Linked DNA regions of Homo sapiens: region 1 is linked to region 2. A link is a contact called in ENCODE Hi-C or POLR2A ChIA-PET data. All regions are on one chromosome and are shown on one strand. Each heading gives the region's core, a stretch centred on a gene start or an enhancer-like site at or near the end of the contact. The rest is flanking DNA. Distances are from core to core; before and after follow the strand shown. Region 1 overlaps AKT1 (AKT serine/threonine kinase 1). Region 2 has its middle 25 kb from the start of LINC02298.

Region 1 (6,452 bases), core at 3,953-6,452, 340 kb before region 2:
ATTATATTATAATAGTAAAAATACTAAAGTTGAATGTTGTAAAAAAACGCCGTGGTGCAGCGGCAGCGGCAGCGTCTGGCCAGGAGGCGTGGAGGGGCCCAGGGATGGCCACCCCCACAGGGAGTCAGGGAGGGCCTGGGGCGACAGCGGAAAGGTTAAGCGTCGAAAAGGTCAAGTGCTACCGTGGAGAGATCATCTGAGGGGGAGGCTCCCGGTGGGACAGTCACCAAGAACTGTGACACAGAAGGGGAAGGGGGAGGGCTTTCCTGTCACAAAGATTAAAAACCCCCAAAATGCATTTGAACAACATAATACACAATAACAAATTTAAACCTTGCTCCTCTGTCCCACTGGGTAAACCCTGGCCCATCCCCCATCCCTGGTCCCATCCCAGGGGCCCAGCCTCCGATGACGTCCTCAGAGACACGGCCTTAGTGCTGGGGGGCTGCTGTGTGCCTGCCACCCCCAGGAGAGGGTGCTGGCCAGCATACCATAGTGAGGTTGCATCTGGTGCCACCAGGTTGAACTGAGGCCCAGGGCCCCAGAGAGATGACAGATAGCTGGTGACAGACAGCCCAGGGCGGCTGGCTGACAGAGTGAGGGGACACATGGGCAGGACCTGCCCGGCCCCCCAATGCCACATTGCGCATAGCTGCAGAAGTCCTTAACATTTCCCTACGTGAATCGGATTGTTCTGAGGGCTGAGGCCACACCCGGAGAACAAACTGGATGAAATAAATTAAAACCCGCAGGATAGTTTTCTTCCCTACCCCGCTGCGGGGGAGGGTGCTGCCCACAGCACAAAAACGTCTTTCCATCTGGGCTCGAGAGGACAGCGTGGCTTCTCTCAAATGCACCCGAGAAATAAAAACCATTAAATACAGATCATGGCACGAGGCCGCCTCTCCATCCCTCCAAGCTATCGTCCAGCGCAGTCCACCGCCGCCTCAGGCCGTGCCGCTGGCCGAGTAGGAGAACTGGGGGAAGTGGGGCCTGCGCTCGCTGTCCACACACTCCATGCTGTCATCTGTGGGTGTAGACAGCTCAGACCCCGGTGCCCCACCTCCCTGCCACCTCCACCCACCCACAGCTCCAGTAGGAAGCCAACCTCTTAAAGCACGGCCAGCACGCTGCCATACTGCCAGGAAACTGAGACAGGGCCCCACAGATTGACACAGGGACCTGGGCCCTCAGAGCACTGCCTCCCACCCTGATCATTGGCACTCTCCAAAAGGAACCTTTTTAAATATTTAGATTTTAAAACATCTGAAGCCAAAAAAGCTGAACACTGCAGGCCTCTCTGAGTGTGGAGAGAAAAGGGAGTGGGCGGGGGCAGGCAGTGGCCCCTCACCTTGGTCAGGTGGTGTGATGGTGATCATCTGGGCCGTGAACTCCTCATCAAAATACCTGGTGTCAGTCTCCGACGTGACCTGGGGCTTGAAGGGTGGGCTGAGCTGCAGAGGTGGGCAGACGGGACAGTCATGAGCTTCGCTCCCCACTCCCAGCACACCCTCAAGTGTGCTCAAGACCTTCAAAGCACCTGGATCTCCAAGGGGTCTCCAGGCAGGACTGATGTCAGAGAGCAGCAAGCCACCAGCCCCCCACAGAGGCAGCTCTGGGAGGGAGGGACATGAGGGGTGCAGGAGCACGGAGACAACCCTCAACAGCTGAGACGCAAAGCTGCCCTCACAGCAGCCCCAGCAGGCGACAGGAGGTAGTGCAGCCCAGCTCTGAGAGACCCTCCCTGCTACCAGGAGGTGATAACTTTATTTTTCCTTTTTCTTTCTTGTTTTCTTATTTTTCTTATTGGTCTTCTTGTAAATTGGGAAAGAGGGAGACTGTGGAACAAGGTGCACAGGATGAGCCCACCCTGCCTCCATGGCTCAGGGACTACAGGACCACAGCCTGCTGGCATCTGGCTGCAGACAGGACTCTCAATGACCCAGGATGAAGGGTGACTATAAGGTGATGTGCACACGTGAGGAGCTGCCAGAGAGCCCCTCAGGTCCCACAGTCAAGGACCCCCTCAAGCACTGCCCCACCCCAGAGTCTGGGCTGGGCACCAGCATTGTCCATTGTCAATTAGCAAGGTCTCTGGTCAAGGCTGGGCAGAGGTTGAGCACTGCCCAGGCCCCCCATACCCTTGGAGGGCAGGGCAGGAGGGTGGCAGGCCTCAAGGCAGGAACGGGGACCAGGACCAGGGCACCCTGTGTTAATGGGAGAACAGGTGCCCAGCTGGGTCCCAGGGCTGCCCAGCCCGACCAGCTGCACACAGCCTAGGACAGGCATTCAGGGGAGGGGCAGGCTGGGAACGGGGCAGAAGCACACCTGGTGACAGGGCACCCAGCATCTCAGAGTGCAGGCTTCCGAACCCAGCTGGCAGACCCCATCAGCTGGGGTGATGGCCAGGGCTCCTAGGGTCCCTGAAAGATGAGCACCCAGGATGGCGACTCATGCAGAAAGAGCTGCCTCCCTCCAGGGCGGACTCCCCCATGTGCCAGAAAAGTAGGTGCTGTCCCTGTCCCTGCACAGCCAGAAATAGGGCTGGGCTCTCCTTGCGGCAGAAGGGATTGAGGTCAAACAGGAGGAACTCGTGGAGGCCAAGGGGCAGCACCCCTGGTCCACCACCAGCCAGCCTTCACTGCACAGCGTCAGGGAAGGGAACCCCAAGGCTGGCACTCAGAGTGTGACACACCTCCGAGGGGAGGAGGAAACTCAGAGTGTGACACACCTCCGAGGGGAGGAGGAAATGAGGACCAGGCCAGTTTCCTGGTGGAACCCGGCAGTGCCAGAGCCTCTGAGCACCAGGCGCTGAGGTTGGTGCAGCAAGGCCCTCCTTGTACCAGGACTGCAGCAGGCTCCTGAGGTGAGGGCGAGTGTGTGGGAAATCTGGCGAGCGTGCCACGTGCATGCGTGAGTGTGGATATGTGGGGAGCATGCGTGCGCGTGAATATGCGGGGAGCAGCCGCACCTTCTTCTCGTACACGTGCTGCCACACGATACCGGCAAAGAAGCGATGCTGCATGATCTCCTTGGCGTCCTCGGAGCCCCCGCCAAGCCTGCAGGCAGGAAACAAGGCCACAGTGTCGGTACCGCCACCTGCCCAGGCCCTGGGTTCAGGCCCCTTCCTCCTGTGATGTAGGGCCCGCCAGACAGGACGTTCCGGGGCCAGGGAGGGGAGCCGGTGGTGCAGCGTCCCTGAGCAGCTGTGGGTAGCAAAGCACCACAGAGCTCACGGCAGGGCAGGGGCTTCCTGAGTGGGTGGGTGCAGGCTGCAGGGTTGGGGACAGAGGCCCAACTGACCCCGGCCTGCCCGCCACTCTGCTTGGGCCTGAGGCTTTGGAGATCAGCCCTGGCCAAGGACATCAAGCTTTGGCTATCAGTGTAGTCTGGGAGGTGCCAGGACCGCCTGGCGCAGGGGCAGGTGCAGCCTGGGGATGAGGGGATGGAGGTGTAGCCTGTAGCTGGGATGGGCGGCCCTCACCTCTGCTTGGGGTCCTTCTTGAGCAGCCCTGAAAGCAAGGACTTGGCCTCGGGACCAAGCGTGCGCGGGAAGCGGATCTCCTCCATGAGGATGAGCTCAAAAAGCTTCTCATGGTCCTGGTTGTAGAAGGGCAGGCGACCGCACATCATCTCGTACATGACCACGCCCAGCCCCCACCAGTCCACTGCACGGCCGTAGTCATTGTCCTCCAGCACCTGCACGGGTGGCAGATGGGCAGGACTCGGCATCAAGGGGTGTCCGGGACACTGCCGGGGGAGGTGTGACGTGCTTGGGGCACAGAGAGGACACAGCATTGCGTGTGCTCAGGACGTGGGGACGCAGCAACGCGTATGCACGCAGGTGGGGCGCACACCTCGGGGGCCAGGTACTCAGGTGTGCCGCAAAAGGTCTTCATGGTGGCACCGTCCTTGATCCCCTCCTTGCACAGCCCGAAGTCTGTGATCTTAATGTGCCCGTCCTTGTCCAGCATGAGGTTCTCCAGCTAGGGGAAAGGTGGCCTCAGGTCAGTGCCGCCAGGCCCCCAGGGCCCTGCCCCCCTGCCTGCCCGCCAGCGCACCTTGAGGTCCCGGTACACCACGTTCTTCTCCGAGTGCAGGTAGTCCAGGGCTGACACAATCTCAGCGCCATAGAAGCGGGCCCGGTCCTCGGAGAACACACGCTCCCGGGACAGGTGGAAGAACAGCTGCGGGAGGCGCAACCTGAGGCACAGCCGTGGCTCGGGCCTCTGCCCCCATGGCCTGCAGGGCTGGGGTTTCTCAGACCGGGTCTCGGCATTGCACAGGGAAGGGACCAGCCACCAGAGGGCACGGGGGCCTGGAAAGTCTCAGAAGCCCTAACTCAGCAGGAACAAGTCACCCCACAGCAGGCAGCTGCCTGGGCAGGCATCACACCACCCACCCAGCAGGGAGCACCGTCTGGTGCCATGGAGAGTAGCCGAGGCTCCGGGAAGGACCGGCCCCACCATGGGCGGCCCACAGGCCGCGAAGTCCATCCCCCGCAGCCCCAGCCCCTACCTCGCCCCCGTTGGCGTACTCCATGACAAAGCAGAGGCGGTCGTGGGTCTGGAAAGAGTACTTCAGGGCCTGCAAGGAAGGGGAGCTGGAACTGCGGCCCCACAGGCAGGACGGCAGCCCCGCACCACGCTGCCCGACACCACGCTGCTTGATACCACGTCGCCTGATACCACACCGCCCGTAGCCCCACACCACACTGCCCGACACCACGCTGCCTGATACCACACCGCCCGATACCACACTGCCCCACACCACACACCCCATCACACTGCCCCACACCATACACCCCCACATCACACTGCCCCCATGCCACGCTGCCCCACACCACACTGCCCCACACCACACTGCCTCATGCCACGCCACCATCAGGCTGGGCCCCGGCAGCCCCTGAGGTGCCAAGGAGTGTTTGAAAGGTGAGCAAGGTGGCCTGGGCTCAGGTCCTCCAGGGTGAGTTGGGACCTCAGCAGGGGACAGTGCTCCCAGCACCAGGGCCTTCGCAAAGGGAGGACACACCCTCCCAGGCGAGACCCACCCTCCCGCCTTCCACCACAGGCGACTGTGCTTTTAAAGCAAAGGCCCCATCTGCAGGAGAATCGTCCCCAAACACAGTGACCTGGAACTAACCAAGTGGCTGGACCCTGGCCCCCTTCACAGTAAATACCTCCTGGGCCAAGTCCCCAGAACAGGTTCTGCAGGACAGAGCCCGGGCCTCAACAAAAGCCTGGCAGGCAGGGCTGCAGGGCATGGGGAGCTGGGGCCTCCTGGAGCCTCGGCAGAGTGCAAGGAAGACCAGGGCCACCTGCCCCACCCACCTGCCCGCACACGGGAGCAGCGAGCACAGCCCCTAGCCCACACTGGGCACCTCCACAGCCTGACCCTCCAGGGCAGGCCTGTCTCACCAGCGGCGGAGTCCACGGTGTGTAAAGCCCTCACGTGCCCAAGAAGACAGGACATCGTCCCCTAGAGACAGCCCCAGGAGTCGCTACCTGGCCCCAGCCCTTCAGCCCCATCTGGGCTCCCACTCACTGTGAGGAAGGGGTGCCTGGAGTTCTGCAGGACGCGGTTCTCGGTGAGTGTGTGGGCCACCTCGTCCTGTAAAGCAGGGCTGGGTGAGCTGCCACCCCGCACCCTCATCTCCACCCTGCCCCACCGCCCCGGCCCCACCTTGGCCACGATGACTTCCTTCTTGAGGATCTTCATGGCGTAGTAGCGGCCTGTGGCCTTCTCCTTCACCAGGATCACCTTGCCGAAAGTGCCCTTGCCCAGCAGCTTCAGGTACTCAAACTCGTTCATGGTCTATGGGCAGGCACCAGGGTCAGCAAGCGGCGCTGCCAACAGTGCCCAGCTGGTCGGCATGCGTGGGGTGGCATGAGGGGCCCCAGAGTCGGAGGCAGAGCCAGGAGAGGCGTCCACTTCACACCTGGTGGCCTACTGGGCTCAGCGGGGAGTCCAGGCTTACAGGGAACACATGGCTGCGGCCCCAGCTCAGAGCATGGGGTTCAGGGAAGGGTGGGGTAACATTGCCCAAGCCTGGCAGGGCTCAGCAACCCCAGTTTTCCTCTGACATGGGGAAGAGGACCCACCTGGGAAGCAGCTGCGCCCTACATGGAAAACCGGCCTAGGTGGAGATGCCGTGGAGTGCTGAGTGTCTCCTGGGCCGAGCTGGGACCCCATGACCCACCCAGCCCTCCACAGTCCAAGGCAGCCCCAGGCACAGGCAGAAGTGGGGACAGGCCTCACCACGCGGTGCTTGGGCTTGGCCAGGGACACCTCCATCTCTTCAGCCCCTGAGTTGTCACTGGGTGAGCCCGACCGGAAGTCCATCTCCTCCTCCTCCTGCTTCTTGAGGCCGTCAGCCACAGTCTGGATGGCGGTTGTCCACTCCTCCCTGCAGGAGGTCAGGTGAGGCTGCAGGCCTGTACCAGATCAGGAGC
Region 2 (6,419 bases), core at 2,433-4,932:
AATTGTTCTGGGGTTTGGTTAGTAAGCAGGAGAAAGAGGAGAAGAAAACTGCGTATGGGGGTTGAATGCCTCTAGCAGAAGAAGGTGAGGCATAGAGGCCTCTTACCACTAGGGAACATATTGGAGTCACGCAGCAAAGTATGTTAACAGCAGAAGTTACCCAAGTCACAGAGCACCAACATATGCTATTGGTGGCAGGAATCCGAGCTACCGGTGGTGAGTCTGTAGGGGTCTGCAGCAACCTCAATTCTTGCCTCCTCAGAAGAAAGAATTTGACTGTGGGGCACAAGGCAGAAGGAGAGACCGAGGCCAGTTTCAGAGCAGAGGCAAAGGTTCATTAAAAAGTTTTAGAGCAGGAAGGAAAGGAAGGAAAGTGCACTTGGAAGAGGGCCAGGCGGGCGACGTGGAGGGCAAGTGCCTCTTTTCTCTCCTTGATTGGGTTTTCTCATTGCTTTTCTATTTTATTTTGATTTCATCCCCAAATAATTAGCTCCTAGACTTACTTATTTGTTCTAACCAACCTGAGTCCGTTCATTTTTGCTTCTGTCTTTACGATCTGACCCTTTGGGATGTGGTCGCCCATCATCCCCATGGCAGGCAGGGAGCCGTTTTGACAGCAGCATCTCCCTCTCTCACTCCCACCTGTGGAGGACAGCCTCGGGACTGGCCCAAATGCCAGCATTTGCTCTCCTGCCTATTTCCCAGGCCGTGGTGAGGGGCTTTTCCTCAGGGTCTTCATGGGGAGAGTCAGGGGATGAGTGCCTCTCTCCTCACTTTGCACTCCTTCCTCTATGTCATGCCAAGGCACTTCAGCGGCTCAGCCTCCAATGATGGAGGTGACTCTGGAGCTCAGGCTTCAATCAACCAACGAAGAAAAATGTTAGAGACACTTCCAGCTTTTTCTTTTTTTTTTTTTTTTTTTGAGATGGAGTCTTGCTCTGTCGCCCAGGCTGGAGTGCAGTGGCGCAATCTCCACTCACTGCAAGCTCCACCTCCCGGGTTCACACCATTCTCCTGGCTCAGCCTCCTGTGTAGCTGGGGCTACAGGTGCCCGCCACCATGCCCGGCTAATTTTTTGTATATTTAGTAGAGACAGGGTTTCACTGTGTTAGCCACGATGGTCTCAATCTCCTGACCTCGTGATCCGCCTACCTCGGACTCCCAAAGTGCTGGGATTACAGGCATGAGCCCCCACGCCCGGCCACTTCCAGCTTCTTGAACTAAAAATATTGAATTCAGAATCTCTTGTAAATGCACACAGCTCAACAGACTCTAATCTTTAAGTTTGTGCTTCCCTCCCAGGTCTAGTGTTTGCAGAAGCCACCCACCCCCACACACACACCCCCAGTCTTCTAACAATATAAATGACAAATCTTGCAAACCTTTTGATGTGTAAGCCTTCTTTTCCCAAATTAGGTTTGTGCTGATACCCCTGGGACATGCCGGGATCTGATTGTAATTGCAGGTTTGGAAGTGGTGAGGTTGGTAGTGGTGGAGTGGGATGGAAATCAGCACCTGCTTGCAAAGTAACCACATCAGGTGAGGTCACAGAGAGGTCTTCAAACAATGCAGGACCAGACCCATCAAACAGGGGCTACTTCTCTTGGTGTGATTGTCAGGGTATGCAGCTCATCGCCCCCCTCCTGATTCTGGGGTCCAACACCTTCCCAGTCCATGCCCTGATTCTCACAGAAGAGACCTGAGGGAGGGTGAAAGTCCGGTCTACATTGGCATTCAGCAAACCTCCCAATAATGCCCTGAGGCTGACCTGAGGGCACACCAGACTCAACAGCCTTAAGAGAGAAGAGATTCTTTCAGTGATGATGGAAACCTTGTTCTCTGACCAGGCCTTGAGCTCAGCATTTGAAAAGCCCAACTGTGTCATCTTGTTTCCTGAGACTCTCCAGTGCAGCTCAGAGCAGCCACCTCAGCCCACAGGCCTGTGCCCCTCCTGCCCGCTGTACTGTGCTGCCATCACCAGACCCACACTGCACAGGAGCTTCACTCTAGGTGAGCACAGGTGGTTACTTAATTAACTGTCTCACCAGGTGCCACGGACTCCAAATATCCCTTCATCCTCATGGCCCCCAAACCCAACCAGGTCATAGAAACCATCCAGAATCTCACCCACCAAGGTCTGTTATCTGCAGTCACTTCTGGTGTCAAATACTGTAGGAGTCAGGATTCAGCTGTGGATAACAAAAACTTATCCTGGCTACTTTGGGTAGAAAGGGATTGAATCAAGGCAGAATGGAGAGAATTAAGGGCACTGTGACAGCAGGAAGAGCAGGGTTTCAGCTGGGCCTCAGCCACGGCTCTCACAGTGGTACTCCAGAATTGTCCTGCTGTGGTAGATTAGAAATGGCCACAGATCCTTTGCAGCTCCTGCAGTCAAGAAGTAGATCCATTTCGCCGCCTCCCCCGACCCCCTCATTAGGGACTGACTTGTGACTAGCTTTGACCAAAGAAGGTATTGAAAGTAAAGCTCTGGAGCTCCTGCTCTGGTGCTCTTGGAGAGCTGGGACAATGTGAACAAGTATTGGTGAGGCTAAGAAACTGGGTAAGTGTTGAAGCACCCCAGCCCCAAACCAATCAACTGATAAACCTGTGTGTGATGCCAATAAGAACCAGCTAGATCCCAGCTGACCCACCGACTAACTACAGAACCAACAGCTGAGCACAGATGCAAGCGTGAACCCAGCCAAGCCCAGCAGAACCATCCTGCTGAGCCCAGCCCAAATTGTCAACCCACAGAACCATGACCTGAATGCATGGTCATTGAGCTTTGGGATGATTCATTACACAGCAAAAAGATATCCAATGCGCCTCTCCAGGAAGCTTCCATTCCTGCCACAATCCAGAAACTGGGGAAACCATAAGATGCCCCTATGTTTGGCTCCAGGACCATATTCCCCTAGGCAAGACAAATAACAGCAAAATGAATATCCTATGACATGAGGTCTAGGGGTGAGACTCTGAGGCTTCTGTTACTGCCGCCTCAGAAATGCTGACCATCTCCCTGTCTGGGCTTGCTAGTGGAAAACGAGGGAAGCAACAATGACAGATTCTACCTCATTTTTCCCATCCAACTGTCACCAGAGGGTGTCTGTTGGAGGGGCACACTCCATGGAGCCCATGGCAGCTGCTTATCTAATCCACAGCCTCAACCCAGCCCTGTCAGTACTGAACCAGATTTTCATTTCCACCAGTTTGACTCATGGGCCTCACTTGGTCTGAATTTGGTGTGTGTATGTGTGGGGGGAGGGATGGGCTATCATTCGTGGTCCTCCTCAACAACCCCACCACAAAAGCACAGAAGCCACAAAGAAAGACTGACAGACCTGACTACACAAAAATTCCAAACTTCTGATCAGTTAAGAGAACCACAGTGAACAAACTGAGGGACGCTTCTTGCAACACACATCCCAAAACGATGGACAGATTCAACCATAAGCATTTAAGACTTTTACTCAGCAAAGACTCCACCAGGAACTCTGAATTTGCAAAAAAAATATATATACATTTGCAATATACATGATGGAAGAAATGACAGATTTATCCATGTAAAAATTAAAAATATCTCATGGCAAAAGACATTATAGACAAACATAGCCAGTGCAACCTGTTCTACCAGCTTGGGGTACAAATAAGGTCACATATTTTTGTTCTTCATAGGAGCCCCACCCACTCCCAGTGCTGGAAAGGGAACTCTATTCCCTCTCTGGGTGAGCTCACACAGAGCACAGCCTCTGTGCAGAGCAGCGCCACTGCCCCCACCGACATCTTCAGACGTGTTCGCTCTTGACACGGTACACCCACAGTGATAGAGCCATCCCTCAAAAAAACCTGCACACAGGCGGCTCCACAGCAACAGCTTGAAATGTCCGTCACTGGGGCACCGGGAGAATGTTCTGTGCACAGGTGCTTCCTGACAACGGAATCCTTGCTGTGGTTGGGAAGACTGGAGTGGACCCCTAGGCCCCAGGCAAAAGGCTGGTTTCTCCTGCCCAAGACGCCTGAACAGGCAGGGCCGAGAGCTCTGTTTATAACCCCAAGCGCCAGAAGTGCTGATTTTCTAAAATAAGGGTAAAATGCATAGCCAAGTTGGGAGGTCAGAAGGAGGGATGGGGCCAAATGCAGATGAGCCGATGTGGAACCGCAGGGGCAGGGCTGTCGGACCCAGCTGCGTCTGGGAGGTACTGGGCTCTGGGGACACAGCCAGGCCACAGGCTCTGCCCAGACAGGGACTGGAACTGGGCTCTGCACAAGGCTGGGCCTGTGAGGGTCTGTCCCGCAGGAAGGGGGACAAGAGAGGGCAGAGGCGCCCAGCAGGGGCACCCTTCCAGAGTTGGCATAGCATCCTTGAGAATCCTGTCTGCTCTGGGGAGGCTCATGTGCTTCTTGTCCATGTATGTGCTCACAGGACATTTGGAGACCAAATTCATGCCAAGGAGAGAGGTGCGGGCCTGGGACCTCTCCCCCTTGTGTGCAGGTGGGAGCTTCATGCTGAGTGACCCGGAAAGGGGTCAGGATGCTCTGTCAGCTCTGTGGCCATGGCCATCCATGTAGCCCTTTTATGCATTTCTTACCTGCAAAATGGGAATCATAAGAGTATCACCAGCAAAACACCTGTGGTGCTGCGGGTTAAGTGAATTATTTTTGCAAAGTTTTCAGAGCAAGATCTGGCATAGAGTGAACACTGTGAAGCATTTGTTAAAGGAATGAAGAAATATGACGTGGTTAGCTAGTCTCTGAGGCCGAGCTCTGGAGTAAAATTCCTTTCCCCATTCAGAGGAAAGGATCCACCCACTAAGAGGTGGGAACATCTACAAGGCATAGAGGTGCAGGGATGAGCTACACAGGACAAAACCGTTCCAGTATCCCATTCACTAAGCCCTCTCATTCTTTCTCAGCTACACCAGAGGTGTGCTGGCGTCTTGACCTCAGTCAGTGAGGGCCACTGAGTGCATGTCTCGGCTGTCTAACCAAGCAAACCAGTGACCCCTCCTCACTGGTGAGCAATCACCCACAGGCCAGCAGCTCCAATAAGGAAATACACATGGATAAGCGTGACCGGATCCACCCTTGGAAGCTGCTATGGACTGAATATTTGAATCCCCCCAAATGCATATGTTGAAGTCTTCACCTCCAAGGTGATAGCCTTAGGAGGTGAGTTGGGGAGGTGAATACATCATAAGGGCACAGCCTTCATGAGTGGGTTTAGTGCCTTTTAAAAGAGGCCCTAGGAAGCTGTTCACCCTTGGCCACGTGAGGACAGAGTGAGAAGGCACTGTCTATGAAGAACAAGCCCTCAACAGACACGGAATCTGCCAGCATTTTGATCTCAGACTTTCAGCCTCCAAAACTGTGAACAATAAATATCTGTTGTTTATAAACCATTTAGTCTATGGTAGCCTCTTAAAGCAGACCAAACAGACGAAGAGAGAAGCCATCCCCACACTCAACCCAAGAGTTTCTACCCATATGAATTTTGGGGTGTCAACCATCTCTCATTGGGTTTAGACTTTATATGTGTCCCCATGGGGCATGCTGGGCTCTGCCTTGAGTTACGAATCTAGAGGCAAAAAGGGATGCTGAGGCTGTTGTGAGAAGGGAGAATCCCCCAGCAAACAACTGCCTTGGGGGAGGTGATTACAGGGCAGGCATGAAGTTAGGGGGTGCATTCTGCAAGACTGCCCTTACTTCTGACACCCACTGTAGGTTTGGAGGGTTCCCAAGATCACTCTGTGGTTCAACAATTTACCAGAAGGGCCCACAGAACTCACTGAAAGCTGTTATACTCGTGTTTATGGTTGATTACAGCAAAAAGATACGGATTAAAAGCAGCCAAAGGAAGAGACACTGGGGTCAGGGGCCAGCAGACACCATGTGCAAGCTTCTAGGTGTCCTCTCCCTACAGAGCTGTAGATGGTGTGACTTCTTGGTATTGATGTGTGACAGTCTGCATGGAGTATGGCCAAGCAGGGAAGCTCACTTGAGCCTCAGTGTCCAAAGTCTTTATTGGACTCCATGGTTGATTGCCTTTGTGGCCAACCTCAGTCTCTGGTCCCTCTGGACATTAGGCAATCCCATGTGACCTGAGACTCCCACCATAAATCACATTGTAAGCGTAGACTCTCTGGTGTGGCCCAAAACCTCCACAGAAACAAAGACCCTCTTATTAGGCTGGACATCCTAAGGACCTGGAGATTAGCACCCAGGAGCTGAAGGCAAAGACCGGACTTCCTGTTGGGCAAGGTTAAAAATCTGTACCACTCACCTGTCAAGCAAAGGAAGGCCAGTCTACAAAGGAAGGCCAGTGTAGACACAGTCTACACAGGGGAGGAGAGGCTACTTTGCTAGCCAGGGAGTCTGGAGGGCGGTTGGAAGTTCAAGTTCATCAGACTCATTCCAACCCA

What was found. Hi-C counts contacts between places; a loop is a spot of excess contacts on that map. ChIA-PET counts read pairs that join two places held with the same protein, here RNA polymerase II (POLR2A).
Region 1: a loop to region 2 is called in a map of endothelial cell of hepatic sinusoid, with 11 times the contacts of the local background. The contact joins two enhancer-like sites. A Hi-C loop is called at or near these places in 1 of 168 maps with a recorded cell type or tissue (endothelial cell of hepatic sinusoid). POLR2A ChIA-PET finds 5 or more read pairs at or near these places in 1 of 52 experiments (activated CD4-positive, alpha-beta T cell).

The regions. Positions count from the first base shown.
Region 1 is chr14:104,769,394-104,775,845 of GRCh38, forward strand. AKT1 (AKT serine/threonine kinase 1) reads right to left here. Exons shown (of 15, transcript NM_001382430.1): 6 at 6,259-6,406; 7 at 5,683-5,814; 8 at 5,545-5,610; 9 at 4,519-4,587; 10 at 4,062-4,187; 11 at 3,858-3,986; 12 at 3,485-3,699; 13 at 2,972-3,059; 14 at 1,352-1,454; 15 at 1-1,027. The coding sequence ends at 948. LOC102723342 (a long non-coding RNA gene) reads left to right here. Exons shown (of 3, transcript XR_429419.5): 3 at 1-23. Among named protein-coding and RNA genes, the nearest start is that of SIVA1, 19 kb to the left of the region's middle. Within about 2 kb of position 5,203, at least 5 of the 41 ENCODE cell types and tissues checked have a DNase peak (open chromatin) inside an H3K27ac peak, as active enhancers do.
Region 2 is chr14:105,115,474-105,121,892 of GRCh38, forward strand. No RefSeq gene overlaps it. Among named protein-coding and RNA genes, the nearest start is that of LINC02298, 25 kb to the left of the region's middle. RefSeq lists an enhancer at 4,109-4,608. Within about 2 kb of position 3,683, at least 4 of the 41 ENCODE cell types and tissues checked have a DNase peak (open chromatin) inside an H3K27ac peak, as active enhancers do.